2 separate regions of the Homo sapiens genome follow, and region 2 is linked to region 1. A link is an interaction called in ENCODE POLR2A ChIA-PET data of the cell type or tissue named here. Cell type or tissue: Caco-2. All regions are shown on one strand. Links, peaks and the distances in the headings refer to the core of each region. The heading gives the core; the rest is flanking DNA. Region 1 overlaps LOC105372671 (a long non-coding RNA gene). Region 2 overlaps TSHZ2 (teashirt zinc finger homeobox 2).

The links. Peaks named below come from ENCODE experiments on the same cell type or tissue, not always from the same donor. Only the 100,000 strongest peaks of a DNase experiment are listed, where the experiment ranks them.
Region 2: POLR2A ChIA-PET joins it to region 1 with 8 read pairs; 3 of 35 experiments call an interaction of 5 or more read pairs at or near these places.

What each region holds. Positions count from the first base shown.
Region 1 is chr20:53,511,825-53,517,206 of GRCh38, reverse strand. LOC105372671 (a long non-coding RNA gene) reads left to right here. Exons shown (of 4, transcript XR_001754720.2): 4 at 35-289. Among named protein-coding and RNA genes, the nearest start is that of TSHZ2-AS1, 10 kb to the right of the region's middle. In Caco-2, for the core only: no CTCF peak of the experiment used is centred there; DNase peaks (open chromatin) are centred at 1,246, 3,206 and 3,536; H3K4me3 peaks cover 402 bases.
Region 2 is chr20:53,294,142-53,299,523 of GRCh38, reverse strand. The region is part of intron 2 of TSHZ2 (teashirt zinc finger homeobox 2); the gene reads right to left. Among named protein-coding and RNA genes, the nearest start is that of TSHZ2-AS1, 210 kb to the left of the region's middle. In Caco-2, for the core only: no CTCF peak of the experiment used is centred there; no DNase peak of the experiment used is centred there.

The DNA.
Region 1 (5,382 bases), core at 222-5,221:
TTACTGATTTATTTATTTTCTCTCTTTTCTCTAGAACGACAGCCCTTTAAACAGAAGGACTCTGTTGTCTAGTTTTTTTACTGTTGTGTCCACAGCACCTAGAATGACTCTTGGCACATGGCAGGTACCCTATATATGTTTACTGAATAAACATATTTTTGTTTTCCTGAGGGCTATGGTGCTTGGGTACATATCAGAAGGACCTGGGAAGCTAGCTAAAAAAATATGGGGCCGGGCAGGGTGGCTCATGCCTGTAATCTCAGCACTTTGGGCGGCTGAGGTGGGCAGATCACGGGGTCAAGAAATAGAGCCAACCTGGCCAACATGGTGAAACCCTGTCTATACTAAAAATACAAAAATTAGCTGGGCATGGTGGCGCATGCCTGTAATCCCAGCTACTGGGGAGGCTGTGGCAGGAGAATCGCTTGAACCTGAGAGGTGGAGGTTGCAGTGAGCCAAGATCGTGCCATTGTGCTCCCACCTGGTGACAGAGCGAGAGTATGTCTCAAAAAAAAAAAAAAAAAAAAAAAAAAGCAATATGGGCTGGGCAAGGTGGCTCACACCTGAAATCCTAGCACTTTGGGAGGCTGAGGTGGGCCGATCAATTGAGGCCAGGAGTTTGAGACCAGCCTGGCTAATGTGGTGAAACCCCGTTTCTACCAAAATACAAAAATTAGCCGGGTGTGGTGGCACACACCTGTAATCCCAGCTACTTGGGAGGCTGAGGCAGAAGAATTGCTTGAACCCAGGAAGCAGAGGTTGCAGTGAGCCAAGATTGTGCCACTGCACAGCTGGGCAACAGAGCGAGACTCTGTCTCAAAAAAAAAAAAAAAGCAATGCCCGGGGCACCTGACACAATCCTAGGCACTCAGTTAAAGTCTGATGAAAACTAGATGATTGTAAGAGGCACCCCTGGAAATTGCTATTGCATTTATCTCCTAAGCTTTCAGCAAAATTTGTTATTTCTGCTTTAACAGAGGCAAGGAAAATAGTAAAATATATTGAAATTGGTTTGTATTAAAAAAACTCCTTTGTAGTTAGGGCAGTAAATTATAGACATAGGATTCAATATAGGCCATAAATTGAATATTTTAGTGTGAGTAGAGTTGTATTGAGTGTTCCTTTGGGGATTAGAGTTTATTTCCTAAGCTTTTGTTCACTACATCATGAGTCTTTTCAATAAAACGATCTCACTGCCTGACAGCCAGACAAGCCTTTCAGTGATGCGAGAGGATTTTATCGGGTGTGGTTAACTCAGAAAATTGTTCTTTGAAGATACTTTACGACCAAATATTTACTAATGTCCCCTAGCAGGCCTGGGTTAATGTCAGAATACCTAAGAAAGCAAATAAATGTGAGATAACCAGGACACACACACACACACATACACACACCCCTACTGCTTTTACTCTGCTTTAAGTAGACAAAAACCAAGAAATGTAATTTAAATAGAAGCTTGATGCTATCGTGACCTTAATATTAAAAGTTCTTGTGAAGAGGAATGGGATTAGGACTGGCGGGCACGTCACATAGAGATTTAAATCCATCCATTTATCCATCTGTTTGGAGCAGGTGGACATTTGCTTTACAACGCTAGGATTCAAGGCTTACAATTCATTCCTTTTCTTACCTAGGCACATTTTTGTATTTTTAGAAGAGAAGGGGTTTCACCATGTTGGCCAGGCTGGTCTTGAACTCCTGGCCTCGTGTGATCTGCCTGCCTTGGCCTCGCAAGGTGTTGGGATTACAGGCGTGAGCCAATGCACCTGGCTGCATTGTGTTTTTGAATATGTTTTATAATATGCACAATAAATTCATATAATAAGATGTATATATTATTTTTGCATCGCTAAATAAAGATCCATTGGGGGTTACAGGTGTGTGCACATCACCTTGGTAGTTTAGAGACCACTCTTTAGACCAATACCACTGACTTTATGAGCCTTCACCTGCGCACTTCCTTAAACATACTATTTCCCTGGTCCTGCTCCTCAAATATTCTGATTATTTAAATCCAGGGTGGGGCCCAGGAATCTGCATTTAACAGCTGCTCCAGCTGATTCTGATGTGTAATTATGGACAGACCAGGCCTTCTCAAAGTTTAATGTGCACAGTTATTACTCATAGATCTTGTTAAAATGCAGATTCTGTTCAGTAGCTAGAGTAGGTTCCAAGATTCTGCATTTCTTTTTTTTTAATTAAAAGATTTTATTGATATAAAATAAATGTAAATATTTTCAGGGTACCTGTGATATTCTGCTAACATTTATATAATATGTAAAGATCAAATTAGTATAATTGGGATATCTATCACCTTAAATATTTATCTTTTCTTGGCTGGTCACAGTGGCTCACGCCTATAACCCCAGTACTTTGGGAGGTTGAGGCTTCCCTTTGTGAGGGAAGATTGCTTGAGACCAGCCTAGGCCACATAGTGAGACCCAGTCTGTATTTAAAAAATTAGCCATGTGTGGTAGTACACACTTGTCATTTCAGCTATTCAGGAGGCTGAGGTGGAGGGATCGCTTGAACCTAGGGGATTGAGGCTGCAGTGAGCTATGATTGCATTACTGCACTCCACCCTGGGTGACAGAGTAAACCCTATCTCAAAAAAAAGTTCTTTCTTTATGCTATGAATATTTAAATTATTCTCTTCTAGCTAGATGGAAATGTACAATAGATTATTGCTAACTATAGTCGCCCTACTGATCTATTGAACACGAGAAGATTATTTGTTCTAACTTTATATTTGTACTCATTAATCACCTCTCAAGATTCTGCATTCTAACAAGCTCCTGGGTAACACTGAATGTACTGCTCAGAGGCTCACACCTGGACTAGCAAAGGTTCGGACCTGGTTCTCAAAGTGTGGTGCTCAGAGCAGTGGCATCACCTGGGAGCTTTGCAGACCGGCAAATCATCAGGCCCCATTCTAAACCTATTGCATCCTGGGAGCAGGGCCAGTCACTGTATCATGCCCTGCAGGTGGTTCTGATGCTAGCTCGAGTCTGAGAAGCTCTGGTTTACGAGAGAGGCCACCAAAGGCCTCTCTTCTGTCTTCCTCCAGCATCTTCATTGAACAGCCAGCTTCAAGCCCGTCCTACTCCACAGAGGTGAGTCTTTGGCAACCCTGGAGCCCCCTCCTTCCAAAGGCCTGCCTTCAGAACCTCTCCCTGCATTCCCCAGCACAGCAGGCATGCCCAGTTCAGTCGAGATGACGGGGTTGCTGTTGAGAAGGCTGACAGGCCCTCTCATCAAGGCGTGATTGGCAGTGCTCTAATCAGCAGAAAGAGAATGGCGCGCCTCTAGAATGATGTTTGCTCTGTAAATATTTGACATTATCTACCCTGAAAACCTGAAAGAGAACTTCATTTTTCTTTCTTTTTCTGGGAATACAGCAAGTCACGGAACACCCATAAGTATAATTAGTCTGACAAGGGAGTTTCTGATTGGGGCTGGGGACCTCGGATGTGGGAACAGTCGTAGGCGTCTTTGTCTCTGCTGTTCAGGGAAGATGAGGGTTGCTCAGCTGTGGCCGTGGGAATCCCAGCTCCCTTAGCAAAGGCCTGTGCACAGTCATGAGGGCGCCTTGCGGATTCACATTCAGTAGGTCTGGGGCAGGGCCTGAGTTTGCATTTCTACCAAGCTATCAGAAGCCACCGTTCCTGCTGGTTTGAGGGCGAGATCTGGAGGACATTCTTACTACTGTTGCTGACTTAATGTCTGCAGATGATTCAGACGTCATTTAGGGTGTGGCTTTTGGCTTTAGATAGATGTGGGTTTGAATTCTTTCTCTACACAAGAATTCACATTACTTGCTGTGTGACTTTGGGGAAATTAGCTTGCCTCTCTGAGCCTGTACCACGGAATTCATGAGAACACCTACATTTTAGGATGGTGTTACTCAACCTTTTATTTTAAAAATTATTCATATTTTTCAAGACAGGGTCTCACTCTGTTGCCCAGGCTGGAGAGCAGTGGTGTGATCATGGCTCACTGAAGCCTTGACCTCCTGAGCTCAAGTGATCCTCCCATCTCAGCCTCCCAAGTAGTAGCTTCCCACCACAGGCACATGCCACCGTGTTCGACTAATTTAACAGATTTTTTTTTTTTTTTTGTAGAGATTGGGGGGGGTCTACCTACGTTGCCCAGGCTGGTCTCGAACTCCTGGGCTTAAGCAACCCTCCCACCTTGGCCTCCCAAATTGCTGGGATTATAGGTGTGAGCCTTTTTTTAAAATTGCCTTTTTATTTTTAATTGCTCCCTTGAGGAGTGTTTTAAGACATTTTGTTCCTACTTGTCCCCTCCCCATGAATTTTTTTTTTTTAAAACAGACCTACATTCTATGCCTTTTAATTGTTTCTTTCTTTCTTTTTTTTTTTTTTTTTAGACATAGGGGTCTCCCTTTGTTGCCCAGGCTGATCTTGAACTCTTGGCCTCAAGTGATCCTCCCCCTTCAGCCTCCCAAAGTGTTGGGATTACAGGCTTGAGCTGCCGTGCCTGACCCCATGACCAATGACATTTTAATATCAGAGATACTTACTATATTGTTTATGTTCTGTGGCCCTTTGGAAGGCCACAGACCATGGCAATCGCTAAGGCTTTTCATTCCCCAATAATTAATTTTTGCCCATTTGGGGGGGATATCACCTTGTTGAGCATGTGTGTTTTAAGGAAATTGTAAAAGAATTAAAACAGATTATTTGTGCCAAGAACCTAATGCAGAGTCAGTGCTCAATAATATATTAATGTGTATTATATAAGGTATGTTACTGATCGTACATTAACACACGTGATCTTCTTTCCCAGTCTAATACCCACATATTGAGTATGAATGGGAGAGCAAAAGAGTAGAAGGAGGCACTGTCTTGTGGCTGAGGGGATCCTGTGCTGTCACAGCGCAGTTCAGGATCTGAGGTTCGGCTCGGGTCTCCGTTTGCTCCATGGCTCTGCACAGCTGTAAGCTCTCCCACCTGGGCCTCTGTGTCTTCATCTCTGCCGTGCATGATGCACGTTTTCCTCTATAATGCAGTGAGGGCCCTCCAGAGGGACAGAATTTATAGGACATATGTATATATATATATTTTGTTTGTTTGTTTGTTTTGTTTTTTTAAGACGGAGTATCACTCTGGAATGTCACCCAGGCTGGAGTGTAGTGGTATAATCTCAGCTCACTGCAACCTCCACCTCCCAGGTTCAAGCAATTCTCCTGCCTCCGCCTTCTGAGTAACTGGGACTACAGGTGCCTGCCACCACGCCTGGCTAATTTTTGTATTTTTATTTATTTTTGTTTTTATTTTTTTTGAGACAGAGTCTCACTCTGTTGCCCAAGCTAGAGTGCAGTGGTGCTATCTTGGCTCACTGCAACCTTCACCTCCTGGG
Region 2 (5,382 bases), core at 187-5,186, 220 kb after region 1:
ATGACGTTAATGACAAAATAAGTAAAGAGAGCAGTTATACTTGGGACAGAACAGTTTTAAAAGTACACATTTATAAATGGGCAAAACAAGGGAAAAAGTCTTTACCCATATTATAATAAAATATTTTTTGTAAAGACAATCATATCCACAAAAACGCAGTGGTGAGCTGAGGAGTCATTGTAATTTAATGGGGAAAAGAGCAGTTCAAGTTGTTTTACATAAAATCTTTGGGGCAGAGGATTTCAACTAATTGATGAATTATCCAATTAGTTGCCTCAATTCTTTCTTGACCTTGTTGGTGGGACTGTTCCAAACTGTGTTCAAACATTCTAGTGCTGCTATAAGACAGGGTGCGGCTTCCTCTCTTTTATAGAACAGATGGGGTCTAGTTAGCTATACATCATCTGTTAAGTTGGGGGTTTGCCCAGGAAGAAGACAATTCCCAGGCTCTAATCTTCTCCACCTACCCTGGGACTATGTCACTACTGACTCTTGGGATTGTGAAATTCACAGGAGCTGGAAAGCAGAGTCTCATCTATAAGCTCCAAAACAACTCCCACAAGCCCTTTTGGGACAGAGGCTCACACCTTCACAGAGGCACTTCATATTTTACCAGAGCACTTCTCAAAAATGAGACAAAAAGAAGTTTTGCACAGTTATCAGGTGTGTTGAAAATTATTTGTGACCAATCTCTTTTAAGGACTGCAATATACAATTTACTTGATTAAGAAGGAGGGAGACTAGATTTCACACTCTTCTATGCTATTGTTTTCCTCACTCAGTAGCATCCCAGTATGTTCTCTCAAAGGGTAAATCGATGCTGCCACTCCTGGGTTTACCCGCCTCCAGTGACTTCTCAAGGTCCTCTCTGAGACAGCTGACAAGATCCCCTGCACCCTGGCTTCTGCACAGCAAGCCAACCTCCCGCTCCCTGCCTCAGTACTATCCCCCTTGCTGTTTCCCAAACAAGCCAAGCTCCTTCTCGTATGTGAAACATCCTTTTGCCTTTCCCTGAAACACTGTTTCCCCAGATCTCTGAAGCCAGTTCTTTCTCATTATTCATGTGTCAGCAAAAAAGTTCACCTCTTCAGAGTGGGGTCCTTGATGACCCCGTCCACATAGTCCATCCATCCAACTTACACTCCAATCTGATTCTCTCACTGTTCTCAGACCCAGTGCGATGGTTTGTATCCTTTCACACTGCGTTAGAAATTATTTTGTGTTTATTTTTGTTTACGTGTTTGTTCTCTGCCCCTCTCCTCTAGAATGTAAGGGCCAGGAGAACATATCATAGTTACAATTGATGTCTCCGTGTACAGCAGAGTACCTGGCGTATAGTGGGTTTTCAATGAATATTTATCTAAATGAATGCATGAGTGTTTTTCTAATTAGAACAAAAAGGGTGGGGTTACAGATTTTGGGTCAAGAAGGACATGCCTCATGAAGAGGATCACCCATAATAGGTAGGTGACCGAAAGAAGTTGGAGACACCACCCATCCAAGAAGCTCCTTTATGGATACATTATCTCCCCTGCTCACCCACCTGGAAAGGAGAGAATAAGTTTCGACATTTTGTACAATTTCATAGCCAATTCTTTGATATCTGTAAGAGGCCACTAAATTCTGCAGTAAACCTTCCAGGGTTGAGGGATATTCAAATAGGTCACATGATAATTACAGGCAATATTTATCTAGTGTTTCAGTGTGTCAGGCATGGGCCTAATTATAACATTTAATCCTCAAGCAGCCTTAGAAGTGTTACTATTACTTTCTCCATTGTATACACAAGGAAAGTGGGGCTTGGACAAGTTAAGTCTTGCTTAAGGTCATAGAGTTAATAAATGATGGAGCCCAGATTCAAACCAAGTTAGTGAGACTGCAGAGTTCCTGCTACTAACTGTGTCCTACCCCCAGGTTGCCCAAGATAATACACTGGTTGATAGGTTATAAGTCATATCAAGTCTCTATGGCCAGGTGCAGTGGCTCATGCCTATAATCGCAGCATTTTATAGGCTCATGCCTATAATCGCAGAAACCAAGGCAGGAGGATAGCTTGAGCCCAAGTGTTCAAGACTACCTTGGGTAAGACGGCACGCTAATTAAAGCATTAGCTGGGCGTGGTGGTGCACACCTGTGGTCCCAGCTACTCTGGAGGCTGAGGCAGGAGGATCGCCTGATCCTGGGAGGTCAAGGCTGCAGTGAGCCTGATTGCATCACTGCACTCAAGCCTGAGTAACAAAGCCGGAACTGGTCTCAAAAAAAAAAAAAAAAAAAAGATTCTGAGATTTCTCTCATTGGATCAATTTCCCCTGCATTTCAGCCTTTATCATTGACACTGAGCTTATTTCCTGACCTGGTTCCCATTGCTATTTCTTAAGGTATACTAAAATCCTTTGCAGTTAGAGATTACAAGACTATAATAACTTGGAATAAGGTGATATGACTTGCCAGCATGGCCAGATCACCAGGGGTCATGGGACAGGGTACTGTGAGGGGATGTAAATATCATGTGACTTTCTCTACCTTGAAGTTGTCTGGGGTAAATGGATTGGAAATCAAAGATCCTGGATTCACTTTGGGCAGATCATTTCCCTTTCTACTTCATTCATTCCATCTGCAGCATAAGCAGACTCCAAAGTCCATTTTGTGATGGCGTCCCTAGACCTGCAGAAATTCTAAAACTTGGTTTCATCTCAGTCTCTTTGCTTGGGGAAAATTTCCAAAGCTTGCATGAAAAATATGAGTGACTATGCAAAACTGTCAACTGCCTTGAACAGGGAAAAGATAAGAGATGTATTTCTGGGTTTGTATCACCCTAACCTTAGCCTTGGACCAAAAATATAAAGAAGTTTCTAGGAAGATGGCTTTGACCTCAGACCAAGGAAGAACAGAACAAACTCAAGTTATGATAAAGGACAAAGATAGTCCAGAGACTGTGTTTTAAGAAAAAGATAAAGTGTGTGGGAGTGAAAGGGCTTGAGATGAAACAACCCTGGAAATGCTAGCCCAGCTGACCAGCTGTTTTCGACAGCACTTTTCACCCATCTTGCTGTACTGATGGATGAGGGAGATAACACTGAGCCTAATTTGAAGGAGGTTACATATTGGAAATTGCCAGCATATTGAATGTTGGGTGATCATGCAATAGGATAGATTGCAATCTTTTAAGAATAAAACCTTACAGCAACTAAACTGCATGATCACACTAATAAACACTGACATCTGGTCTTTTCCTTAAGTCAGGAAGTGGGCAGCTCAGCATTGTGAAGCCCAGAGCAAATTGCAAATTCCTCAATGAGACATCAATTTCTGGACTTCAGAGGAGACAAAAACGCAGACCTAGATCTGAAAAATTTATGAAGGAAGCACACCATTAAAAAAAATTTTGGAGATGGGACGGATAGATAACAGAACTAAGGCTGAGAGGAGAAACAGTCTTCAAGAATAATATGCATCAAACTGCCTGGATTTTTTTTTTTTTTTTTTTTGCAGTCATTACAGACCTGGATAGTAATGAATCCTTCAACTTCACCTTAGCTAAAGCATGAGGTGCAGAACATTAGATATATGAGAGAAACTTTTAGGAGGTCCATAGAGGCAGCAATACAAGCAAAAAACAAAAAACACAGAACTATAAAGTGAAAGATGGCTGTTTTAAATTTTCTTCTATGCTCCAAAAAAGAAAATCTCAAAGTGTCAAGTTCAAATTCAAGTTCAAGGTTTTAACATCCCACTAACACTTTTTAACCTCTTGTCCCAACAAAGAGAAACCAGAGCTCAGCTCCAAGACTTAGGCAAGCATCAGGATCTGGCCAGATATGAAAACATTGTTTTGTGGTCACTTTATGTATCTTTTGTCATTTGCTCCTTTTTTTGTTAAGTTATACTGGTTTCCATTTAGTCTAGTGATTAAAGTTTCCTCTTTAATACAAGTATTTATCATAAGTAAATAAAAGCACAGGGGTTTGCAGATATGGCAAAAAGTACAAATATCATGTGAATACAATTAGGGAAACACCGCTTTATGATGATAATAGCTAACATTTCTTTGTTTTTAGTGATTATCAGGAGCTATTTAAGTCATACACGTGCACACACACACACACACGTATACATAAACTCATTTAACTTTCTTTACTACCCCTTGAGATAGGTCTTATTATTATCCATGTTTTTATAGGAAAAACGGACATACAGAGAGTTTAAGTAATTTGCCCAGAATTCACATCTAGAAAGCTGCAAGGCCAAGATTTGAACAGGAGGGTTTTGGACCACAGAACGCAAATTTTTTATAACTGTGCTATCCTGCAACCAGGAGGTCTGGCTTTGCCTGCAAATGGAAATGAGTATGGTGAGCAATTAGTGTCAATCCATGAACCTGGGTTGTTGAAGCATTAGTTAAACATTTCTGTTTGTAAATGGAGGGTACGAGGACAAAATTAAAAACCAATGACTAGGCAGAAATGTACTAAATGGAAAGTAACAAGATGATGTTCATAAATACTGCAATCCTCTAAGATCACAGGGAGGACCAAGCAAAGAAATGAGCAAATCCAAGGGAACACTCCACTGGAGCCTCCAGCAGCAGAAATGACTCGTGTCTTTATGTAACCGCAGTAGTGTTGTTGGAAGCAGGCTTTATGCTGCCTTCACCTTTGAGATGTGATGGGAATCCTGCTTTTCAAAGGGAAACTTGAGAAATAAGAACTAAAAACAAGGATTGTGAAAGATTCCTCACAAAAAGGATTAGAGGATTGAGGAGTAAAAGATCAGAAAGACTTAAACCCAAAGACTCTCAGAACCTCTTGATGGACTGAATTTTTCTCTGAGCTGGTGAGTTTCCAGGCTCCTCTCAATTAAATGCTTTTTAAATGGGAATTATTTAAGTATCAGGAGCTGAGGAGAACCTGAAAGCTCAGGAAAAAATGATGACAGAAGAACTAAAAACTTATGACTCAGTTGTATAATTTTTGCCCAGCAAAAATTTATTCTCTGGGTTTGACTTGACTTTAATAAAATACTCTCTGTCTCTCTCTCTCTCTTTTTTTTTTATAAGCTTGTGGACTTCCAAAGCAGTTGATGCAGATGATCTCACTCAATCATTCCAATTATCCTGAGCAAGAGGTGGGGAAAGTATTTTATGACTATTTTTAAGATTAAAACATTTGAGGCATAAGACATTAGGACTTTACCTAATGGAATCTCAACTAGTAAATCAAGCCATTTAGCAAACGTCTACCACAGTGCTAGGTTCGGCACTAACTGCTTTACCATGTTTTGTTATTAATCTGCCTAACAACCTTTGAGGGAGGTACCTGCCTTTTGCTCAGTCTCTGGAGGCTAGAGCGATTAAGCGACCTGCCAAGATCCAGCCCCTCCTAG